Linked DNA regions of Homo sapiens: region 1 is linked to region 2. A link is a loop called in an ENCODE intact Hi-C map of the cell type or tissue named here. Cell type or tissue: IMR-90. All regions are shown on one strand. Each heading gives the region's core, and the rest is flanking DNA. Links, peaks and the distances in the headings are about the cores only. Region 1 has its middle 310 kb from the start of LINC01911. Region 2 has its middle 910 kb from the start of LINC01911.

The links. A loop is a pair of places that touch in the nucleus more often than their neighbours do. Peaks named below come from ENCODE experiments on the same cell type or tissue, not always from the same donor. Only the 100,000 strongest peaks of a DNase experiment are listed, where the experiment ranks them.
Region 1: it touches region 2 in a loop (4-fold over the local background); 2 of 110 quality-filtered maps call a loop at or near these places.

What each region holds. Positions count from the first base shown.
Region 1 is chr2:146,520,238-146,525,631 of GRCh38, forward strand. No RefSeq gene overlaps it. Among named protein-coding and RNA genes, the nearest start is that of LINC01911, 310 kb to the right of the region's middle. In IMR-90, for the core only: a CTCF peak has its summit at 3,174 (motif pointing left); no DNase peak of the experiment used is centred there.
Region 2 is chr2:145,925,439-145,930,832 of GRCh38, forward strand. No RefSeq gene overlaps it. Among named protein-coding and RNA genes, the nearest start is that of LINC01911, 910 kb to the right of the region's middle. In IMR-90, for the core only: no CTCF peak of the experiment used is centred there; no DNase peak of the experiment used is centred there.

The sequences.
Region 1 (5,394 bases), core at 56-5,055, 590 kb after region 2:
AATAGACCCATGTTCAAATGGTCACTTATCCTTGCAAATTTGATTTGCAAATAATTGTTCAATTTATCCCTTTCTGCTTCCCCTATTTTGGCCCAAGCTCTCATGATCTCTTAACCAGGACCACAGAAGAAATTGTTGAGTCCCATCTAAACCATTTTCCAATTCAAAAAAGACATAGTATTTTGTTCCTACTACTCCTCAATTTGCAGTCTTCTAATAGTTCATCATTTTTTAAATAATAAATTTCAAATTCCTAGCATAGATTGAAACCCTTTTGTTATCTCATCTTGTTGGTGTTTTTTTTTTGTTTTTGGACATGGTCTCTCTCTGTCACCCAGGCTGGAGTACAGTGGTGCAATCTCAGCTCACTGCAACCTCCGCCTCCCAGGCTTAAGGGATCCCCCCACCTTAGCCTCCTGAGTAGCTGGGACTACAGGCACACACCACCACACCGGACTAATTTTTGTATTTTTGGTAGATACGGGATTTTGCCTTGATGTCCAGGCTTATCTCAAACTCCTGCTCCTGGGCACAAGAGATCCATAACCTTAGCCTCTCAAAGTTTGGAGATTACAGGCATGAGCCGCAGCACCTGGCCTCCCCTTTTTTTAAACATTTTTAGTTCAGGGGTGAATGTACAGGTTGGTTAGAGGTGACCATGTGTCATGGGGATTTGTCGTACAGATTATTTCACCATCCTAGTATTAAGCCTATTACTCATTAGTTATTTTTCCTGATCCTCTCACTCCTCCCAACCTTCTTAAAAAGAAGAAGATTGTTTCCTTTGCGGGGACATGGATGGAACTAGAGGCCATTATCCTTAACAAACTAATACAGGAACAGAAAACCAAATACCGCATGTTCTCACTTATAAGTGGGAGCTAAATAATGAGATCACATGGACACATAGATGGGAACAACACATACTGAGGCTAACCTTCTTTTCAATGGCTGCATAGTATTCCATGGTATATATGTACCACATTTTCTTTATCCATTCTATCATTAATTGGCATTTAGGTTGATTCCGTGTCTCCACTGTTGTGAATAGTGTTGCTAGAAGTATTCCCTGTCTTTCTTTCTAGCTTTCTCGTTCATCTTATCATCTCACAAACAATATATTCCATCTACACTCAACTACTGATGGCCCAATATCCCAACTTGCTGGTAATAATTGTAGTAATGACAGCTGGTACTCACTAGAGTATGCCATATGCAAACATCCTGATGCTAAATAAGGTATATCAAAATTCTAGGAGCTCAGTGATCAATGCCAAGCAAATGAGAAATGATAAAAATTAAGCAAACTACAAACCTAGGAGGTAGGTATTATATTTTCATTTTACAGATAATGAAACTGAGACTCAGGACATTAAATTCTGGCCCTGCCTGCAGAATGAATTACACTGTTTCTGTACAGGGTCAGTGTTGAGCATCTAACACAGCTCAGGATGGGCAAGAACAAATATAGTGGCATCTCAGGTTTCCAAGATTGACACCATTACTTTACTCTAAACTCTTTTCTTTTGCTTTCAATTCTAATTTCAAACCAGAGAACCTTAGCAGTATTAAAGAAAATGATGAGTCTCGCTATTCAAAGTGTGGTCCACAGACGGCAACAACAGCATTACCTGGGAGCTTGTTAGAAATGCAAAATAATCCTGCATCTTCTGAGTTAGAATCTGTATTTTAACAAACCCTCAGGTGATTAGCATGTACATTAAAGTTTGTTAAACACTAATTTGGAGACCTGAAAGATGTTCTAGTTATATTCAGTATTAAAAACCCTCTCTTTTTCCCCAAGTTCTGTCTGTGAAATATCACTTGCTAACATCTTTTACAAGGCTAACCTGGATTACAGCACTCCTTTGAGAGAAAATATACTAATTATTCAAACAGTAAAAATAAAATATTAGTATAAAAGTTAAGGAATGTTTCATTTTTATGGAAAAATAAATGAGGCAAACAGGTAGAAATCAGTTTTGTGGTTTAACAAACAATGTATTGCCTGACTGTAATTTTTTTTCTACTTTGTACTTTATTTTCCCTGAAATTCACTTCTATATTAAATCTAAACCTAGTCACATGTAGTTAACAGCAGATGGGTTCCTCAATCAAACTATTAGAAGAAAAGCAAGAAACTTTCTTTTGGACATCGGAACATAAATTCAAATAACTGAAAATCAGCTAAGAGGATTTTACCACAGAAGACAATGGGTATTATTTAAATATTTTCAACATCATTTTCTTTTCAAAGTAGATGGAATGTGAATTAAACTTCATTTTAACATCTAAATCATATCTTTTTCTTTCAAAGTGTCTGTGAAAAAAAAAAGTTCCTGCATGCATTATTTGTAATAGGGACATGCTCACCTATAAACTGATGTAAAACGTGTCCCTTTTTGGCTGTGACTGCCTAAGTAATGAGGCAATGGAGAGAGTAAAATTTCCCATTCCCACACCCGTCACAGGCACCAGCATTGACTTCACACAGGCTCTTCTTAACTGTGAACCTTTCCTGGGACTAAACATGCACAATGCATGAGATTGTATATTTGCTCTTCAATTCTTTAGTTTTTGTAAATAAAAATGTCCTGCAGCGTTTAGCTTTTGTTCATTTTAGATACAACTGTAAAAGTGGAAAATAACATAATTTCATTCAACTTATAGTAGGTTCTGCTTGCTGGAAAATAATACTGTTGTTCAATTGAATCAGTCCTTCAAAGTAATCAAACCAGCTAAGTTCCTAGAATATTCCATAAGAGTAAAATTGTTTTCTAATCTTCACTGAGATCCTATTCAATAAGGCCATTTTCTTATCAAACTATACATTTGAGAACAAAATATCACATTTTAACAGGTACTATAAACATTTTAATTCTGTTAGGGCCAAAATAATGATAAACATGGATAATAGTAATAATCTCTTTCCCCAAAGAGTCTTAGAAATCCTAATTTACTGACTGGTAGCTACTTTCACTAAGTAGAAATACAGTAATTTAATAATCTTACCATAGCAGTTTTCACAGAAGAAAATTAACTAATTCATTATTGCTTATAATTTGCTGAGGCATAGCTGCCATATTTGTAAAATCAGCAGGTTCTGAAAAAAAATACAAGTTTTTAAATGAATGTTCAATTTTCCCCTAAACACATAAATGATACAATTACTTAGCTCCCTCTAGTGCCAATTTCTAATATAAACTTAATTATAATAACTGTATTCACCATGCAATTTTGAAGCAAATTAAAATTTTACTTGGCAATAATTAAGTAAACTTTCAAGGGTTTTATAGGTTGAGTTTGAGATCAGAGCCAAGCAAGATTCACGGATGACACTGTCATAGGTAGGCTCATGACTACAGTTACAGTAACAGTATTTCTTCACAAATTTTATTTCATATGTTTCAATTAAACACAAATAAACCAATAGAGTGTAAAAGAATGTTGATAAAAGAAATTAAGGCTTGCCATTGAATATTTTTCTACACGTCAATTTAGCTATAACAATCTCACTTAATCTGTGGCTTATATTGATTTTTCTTTGAACAAACAAATTTAAAACCCAAGAAGAAAGACACATCAAAGCTTCTATCAAGGTATAGAGAATAAAATTAAATTTTCAACTGTAGAGGAAAACAGAGCAGGCAGAACATATAATTTTAAAAAATTATAATAAAAACAGCTAACTTAATAAAATGACTTATTAACGTATGTTTCCTGGAGATTTCTCTTAGGCTGAAGCATATAATTGAAGACTTTTATTTCTAAGTAAAGGTAACATAATTACTTTTATTAGGTAAATTGTTTTGTATTGAATGCATTTAAAGAAAAGATAACAAGGAGGAAGAGGAGAGTAGTCAAAAATAGAATCTCATTCAATGAAAAACTGTAATAAAACTAGTGGATTTTCTAGGAACACAACTTTCCACAACAGTTTGTATATTCATTGCTCTTTTATTTTGTAATATAGTCTAAAGGCTAAGAGGGATGACAGCATGAATTTAGGAATCAAATGATATGTATTTGTTTAACAGAACTATGGTTAGTCAGTAAAATACAGATATTGCTTCAAATTAATAAGGCTCATGAAAATTAAAGAAAACGTGTATGTGAAACACACAGTTGAAAAATGATAGTTAATAACTTTTTTCTGTTGTGTTAGTAATTTTTAAATGTTCATAGAATAAAAACATATAATTGAATTGTACTTGTGATCATTGGTAACGTAAACATTATTCCTTAGTGCTGAGAATTAGTACTTTTAAAAATTAACTTATTTTTATTTCAATAAACATTTTTGTCCCAAATAAAAAGAAGAAATCTTTTCTAGAATAATACATGAGATTTTTACTTCTGTTTATTATTAGAGGGTATTATTATTATTGAGATGGAGTCTTGCTCTTGTTGCTCAGGCTGGAGTGCAATGGCGCAATCTTGGCTCACTGCAACCCTTGCCTCCCAAGTTCATGCAATTTTCCTGCCTCAGCCTCCAGAGTAGCTGGGATTACAGGCACCTGTCACCATGCCCAGCTAATCTTTTGTATTTTTAGTACAGGTGGGGTTTCACAATGTTGGCCAGACTAGTCTCAAACTCCTGACCTCAAGTGATCCACCCGCCTTGGCCTCCCAAAGTGCTGGGATTACAGGGGTGAGCCACCGCGCCCCGCCTACTTCTATTTATTTGTGTCATAATGACCCTGATTCAATTTGAATGACTGGACATTAATTCTATAAGGAAGGCAAGAGTCTTGGCCCCTGTATTGGCTCCTACTCCTTCTAATTCCTTCTATTTGCAATTTCCATTTGGCAAGGTTGGACAAGTGCCTTTCTTCTTGTGCAGTATTATGGGTAATTGCCTTCCACAGTTGTTCCAATAAAAATAAATAAATAAGCCACATGCAGGGAGAAGCTTTGGAAAATGCTCTGTACCAATACAATGGGTTAATTTTATTGTGATAGATGTTAATAAGACAACTTACCTGCAATGCTCATAGAGAGAGCTCTCCTTCTTTCTCCTGCCATTGAAGTTCCTTCAGTGACTACCTTTTCACCTATCCTATTCTTGACATACCTGCTTGACTTCTGAAACATTGTGGTAGATGGATTAATGAAATAATTTATCTCAAAAAAAAAGGAATAATAGATGACATTTTTGTGCTAAAAAAATTAATAAATATTATAAGCTGTCTTTTCTCTATGCTGAATGCAGAGATGTCACAGACAATATTCTGAAAAGTGTATACAAGCATATCTCATTTTATTGTGCTTCATTTTTATTTAAATTTTACTTCACAGATATTACTTTTTTTAACAAATTGAAGGAATTATAGCAGCCTTGTGACTAGCAATTCCTTGGGTGCCATTTTTCAAACAACATGAGCTCCCTTTGTG
Region 2 (5,394 bases), core at 84-5,083:
TGGGGAATGTCAACCAAAAATAATGGCTTAGGCTTTGGAATAGTTCATTTGTAGATCTTTTTGCCAGCCATAATTAGATGGCAGGTTTGGTTGATACAGCAATTTAAGAAATACATTCATTTGTTAAAATGGTTTCAAGCTAAAGTCGTTTCAGATTGTCCCCTTTAAGCATTCTACACAGGAACCTATCACAGCTTTGTCTTCATAATAATCATTAAATTCAGTTCAAATACTAGTCATGGGAATTGTTATTTGACATTTATTTATTTTGCAATTCATCTCGAACTGATTTTACTAGGGGAAAAATGCACTAAGGAAGTCAATCTGCTGTCTCAGCACTTATTTGTTTACAGAAAATTTCAGTGTAGGTGACCCTGTTCTGGTCGGAAACTTTACGATTAGAGCTCTTTCTGCCTCAGTGAAGAGCACATGTACTTTTCGTTTTTCTTTTCAGCTATTACCAGACTTTTAAGGGAAACAAGGCAACAGGCATGTATTAAAGGGCCAGATAAGGGACATACTTGGATTTTTAAATATCTAATAATTTTAAGGTAGAAACTGATTTCTAACAGATAATTTGTCACTTTATATGCTAGCATGGCAGGTTTCTTCAAAATAAAATAATCGAAGTTTGGGAAATTATAGGTAGAGCTGAACTATATACAAAATAATAGCCATCCTTACATTCATAATAAATATAAAATGCATTAATTTTTGTCTATATATTCAAAATAATGTTAAATGCTCTTGGATATGTTTTTATATTTCTTTTTTATTTTTCTTTCTTTTTTTAAATATGTAAAATATAATCCTACGTATCGAATACATGCATATGTATTCTCTTAGAAGAAAACAAGATTTTCTCATTATTTTGACATCTCCAAAATTGTATTGTTCTCTATTTGTAACTGCTTTCCTTCAATCACATTTATTGTACCTTAATTCTTATGCAATTAAAATAGGGTATTGGAAAGAGGTATTAGCAAAGATTACCTTCTTTTTGAGGTAAAACTCTACTGATAATTCAGTTTATTTTGCTTAATTTCCAGGGTCTCTATAAAATAGCTTTTTCACAAGTATATATATTATTTTGCTACATGGTTTTACTAAGAATTAATAATTTTAATTCTTCTATGATGATTTCTGATGATTTTGGCCCACTTCAAAAGCCAAAATGAAACTAAAATCAAAATAAATAGAAAAGTACTGATGGCCTATGAGGTCATTAGAGTGTGAACACATAAATTACAGATATGTACATTCTAGAGACCCTGAAGAATTAAGAGAAAGTTAAAATTAGCCAATTCATTTGAAACATAGAAATAGCTTAACTAACCCCCAAAAATCTAATTTGATTTTCTTCTTTTTACCTTTCAAGTTTTTTCGTCTATTTTAAGAAGGCATTGAAACTGCTAGTCTAAACATACAAGATTAGAGATAGGGCTCACACTAAGGTAGATTGGTCAGAACTGGTTTAGAGAAGTTTTTGTTTGATTTCCACATGTTTTCTTATTTTAAATTTGAACATGATGCCAACAATTAAAAATTAAGGTACTTTATATTGAAAAGAAAATCTATATTTTGGATGTTTCTTGAGAAGTCAGGACTAGCTCTTAACGTGGACCACGGCAGCTATCTGCTAGGGCTGTGCACTGGTGGCTTATTTTACCTGGGCACTTCTCCCCAGGTTGCCCAAGTTCCATTTCCAGTATTTATCATATAATACCTATCTCCCATAAGATTTTAGCTTCTGTCTCCTAGGCTAGCCTGAGACCCAAATGATTCTTATTTCTTCTAGCAAAATATAGAATCACAGCATTTTCTTATTTTCTTTCTGGCAACTTCCCCACCCACTCCCTAATGATAGTAATATAATGTGGAAAGTAAAACAAGCAGAAATGTTAAATAATCCATTGTGAGATAAACTGGCCACAATCTCTCCCACTCACTTGGAGCACTTCTCTGTAGAGCCCATCTCTATGCGTGAGAACTCAGCTTGAAATGAAATCAATGAAAAGACCAACTATTTTTATGTCTTTCTTAACCCGGGTTTACATGATCTTTAAAAGATATACTTTTCTGAATGGCAACAGCATTGCAGTTTGTGCAAACCTTCAGGCTACACTACAGATGGTGCCATTTAGCAATGGCCAAATTGCTAGTTACAACCCTCTAAAAAATGCAGAGTTTATCATAGAAACTCTGACAGTCGCCGGAATATCGTGTCTCTTTTGGGCATTGTTTTAACAAATGCATTTGAAAGAAAAATGTTCTCAGTTAACTACAGTTCCCAGAATACCTTGTAGAACATTCTGTCTCTATTGATCATAAACTGGCATAGCCACTGTGCTTCCTCTGGCAGAACTCAGGGGAAAGCAAGCAACTGCATTATATCATGTGACAAACTTTATGGAAAATACTAGTGTGCAGTTTTATCAGTATTTGCATTCTGTCAGTACAAGATAGATCTGAAATCTATTTTTATCCAACAGTTCTTATTAAACCAAGAAGATTGCCTGTTACTATATGTAGTTGTTTCAAGCAGTAGTGCCTGATGATACTTTTTGTAAACAATTGAGAATAAATCCAAACAAGCTAAAAAATGTTTATTGCAAAATACTGTAGTTCAAGAAAAATTACATCTGCATGGACTGCATATTTTACATGAAATTTATGGTGCAGTTTCTCTTCATTAACCACATCTCAGAGAATTTTCAAAGCATCAGCTTGCATATTATTAACATGTACTTAAAATAACAATATCGAAAGCTTCAAGATTAAAATAAAAGGTGAAATGTAAAATGTAAGGTGCCTTCAGTGTGTTTGTATACATGTAATTTGCTTTTTAATTAAAGTGAACTAGACCTTACCTAGCCCAGAGAGATTAATAAGTATCTCATTCTAGTACAACTATTCTCCTTAATAAAAGCAGATGGAATTCATTTTCAAAAGAAAAAAAATTAGTATTAACTATCATTGCTTCTTTTATGTGGTTAAACACATATAATTATTCTACCACATTTTTCATGGAAAGGAACAGTGACAAAAAGGCAATTACAGCATGTGAATTCAATCGAATTTTTTTCTATTACTCTGTGTTATGGATATGTGTTTTGTGGGGTGTTTGATTGGTTTTGTTTACTTTTTGCCACTTGTATGCATTCCCTATTATTTTACAGCTTGAAATTCTTGAAAAAAAATCTGTGTCATCAACTGTATTTACAATGCATGTAGTATTTTAACACATTTGAAAAGCTAAATATGGGCCATGGTGGCTCACACCTGTAATCCCAGTAATTTGGGAGGCCGAGGCAGGAAGATTGCTTGAGGCCAGGAGTTTGAGACCAAGCTGACCAACACAGCAAGATTAAAAATTAAAAACAAAATTATCTGGATGTGGCGGCACATGCCTGTGGTCCCAGATACTTAGGAGACTGAGGTGGGAGGATCTCTTGAGCCAGGGAGGTTGAGGCTGCAGCAAGCTATGATTGAACCACTACACTCTCGCCTGGGTGATAGAGCAAGACCCTGTATCCCCAAAAAATGTGAAATAGGAAAACTATTAATAAAGGAATCTCTGCAAATTCCGGTATTTTATTATCCAAGTGTTCTTTCTTGTCGGTTATACCTAGATCCTTGAGGGCACTCCTTCAAAGTCAGTAGGAGACGGATTCTGATATGTTATTTCCTCTATGCACAATTTCCATGTGTTATCATGGAATGACCATGATTCACGGAATTGACAGAACTGAATTTTAATCCAACTGTTATCTCCTAAACTGTGTGATGCTGGGCAAGTCAGTTAATCTGTCTGAGCTTCAGTTGTTTCATTTGAAAAAACAGCTAAGAATATCTGCTTCATAGAATTGAGAGGGTGATATGGTTTGGATCTGTGTCCCCACCAAATCTCATGTCAAACTGTAACCCTCAGTGTTGGAAGTGGGGCCTGGTGGGAGGTGATGGTATTATGAGGGTGGATTTCTCATAAGTGGTTTAGCAGCATCTACTTCGTGCTGTTCTCGTGACAGTGAGTGAGTTCTCACGAGATCTGGTCATTTAAAAGTTTGTGACATCTACCCAGCACACCTCTCTCTTCTCCTGCCATGTAAGACATACCTGCTTTCTCTTCACCTTCCACCATGATTGTAAGTTTCCTGAGGCCTCCCTAGAAGCAGAAGCCACTATGCTTCCTGTACAGCCTGCAGAACCATGAGCCAATTAAACCTCTTTTCTTTATGTATTACTGAGTCTCAGGTATTTCTTTATAGCAGTACAAGAACGGACTGATAGAGAGAGTTAAAGAGATAATCAGATAAGTGCTAATTAGTGTTCCCAGCACAAGTAAGCCCTTTAAAAAGGCAAAAACAATGACCATTATTTACTCTTCAAATGTAAAGTAATACCTGAAGGTGGTCCAAATCACCCTGAGTTTGTATAAAATGCTGTTTCTTTGTTTTTAATAATAGAGTCAAAATCCTTCACTTTTTAACTGCTAACCACCATTATTTACAAACTTCCCATGCTGGCATACCCCAAAACTTTCTTTCTAACTAAGCCTCCCATCAGTGGTGTACCTAACCCTGCCCTACATGTTCTCCAGGCTCCCCTAGTTTGCACTTGGTTCTCAATTTTGTCACTCTAATGAATTCCCAGTTGTCTTTCAATGATATCTCTTCAGATGCAACAAGATAGAAATAATCACCCACAGCTTCTCTATTAGAGCAGCATCAAAATCTTCTCCATGCATCTGTTGATATTGCTTCTTGGACTATAAGCTGTTTGAGCTATACCTTAGCGTTTCTCCAGCACTGATGCAATATCTGCAGGATGCCAGAAGAGAAGGAGTAACATTATTTGAAAAATACACCCTATGGAAAAGAAAGGAGAGTTCTAATACCTAAATGGGAGGTAATAAAACATTGTCAAAAGTTAGTAGAAGTCCACCTTTTAAGAAGGAAGAGTTGCAGTTTGTGCTAATGTTCCTCAATCCTTTGTTTTCAGGTTAGAACTCTCACATTTGTTTTGCTGGTTCACTCTGCCCGTGTTCTACAAAAGCCCCAGTTGCAGTCTGAGCTGTGGCTCAGCTTCCTCTCCTCATCATAGAATGTTGGCTCTGGGTAATCCTCCCCTAACCTGCCCAGTCTCAGGTAATTTAGGCAGTGAAAAGAATGCAATTCCAGTGATCTAGACATTTAAAAGTAATTCTTAGAACAGTAAAATGTCATTGCAGATAAGAAAACATCATTTGATAGTCAATATTTTTCGTCTTAATTATTGTTGCTCTAAAACATGTATTTTATTTGTTTCAACAGTTCTGAAATGTTTGCTAATGTTGCTTGCCATTTCTTTGCCAAAACCTACTCATTCAATTCCATTTGACCTGGACAATTCGAC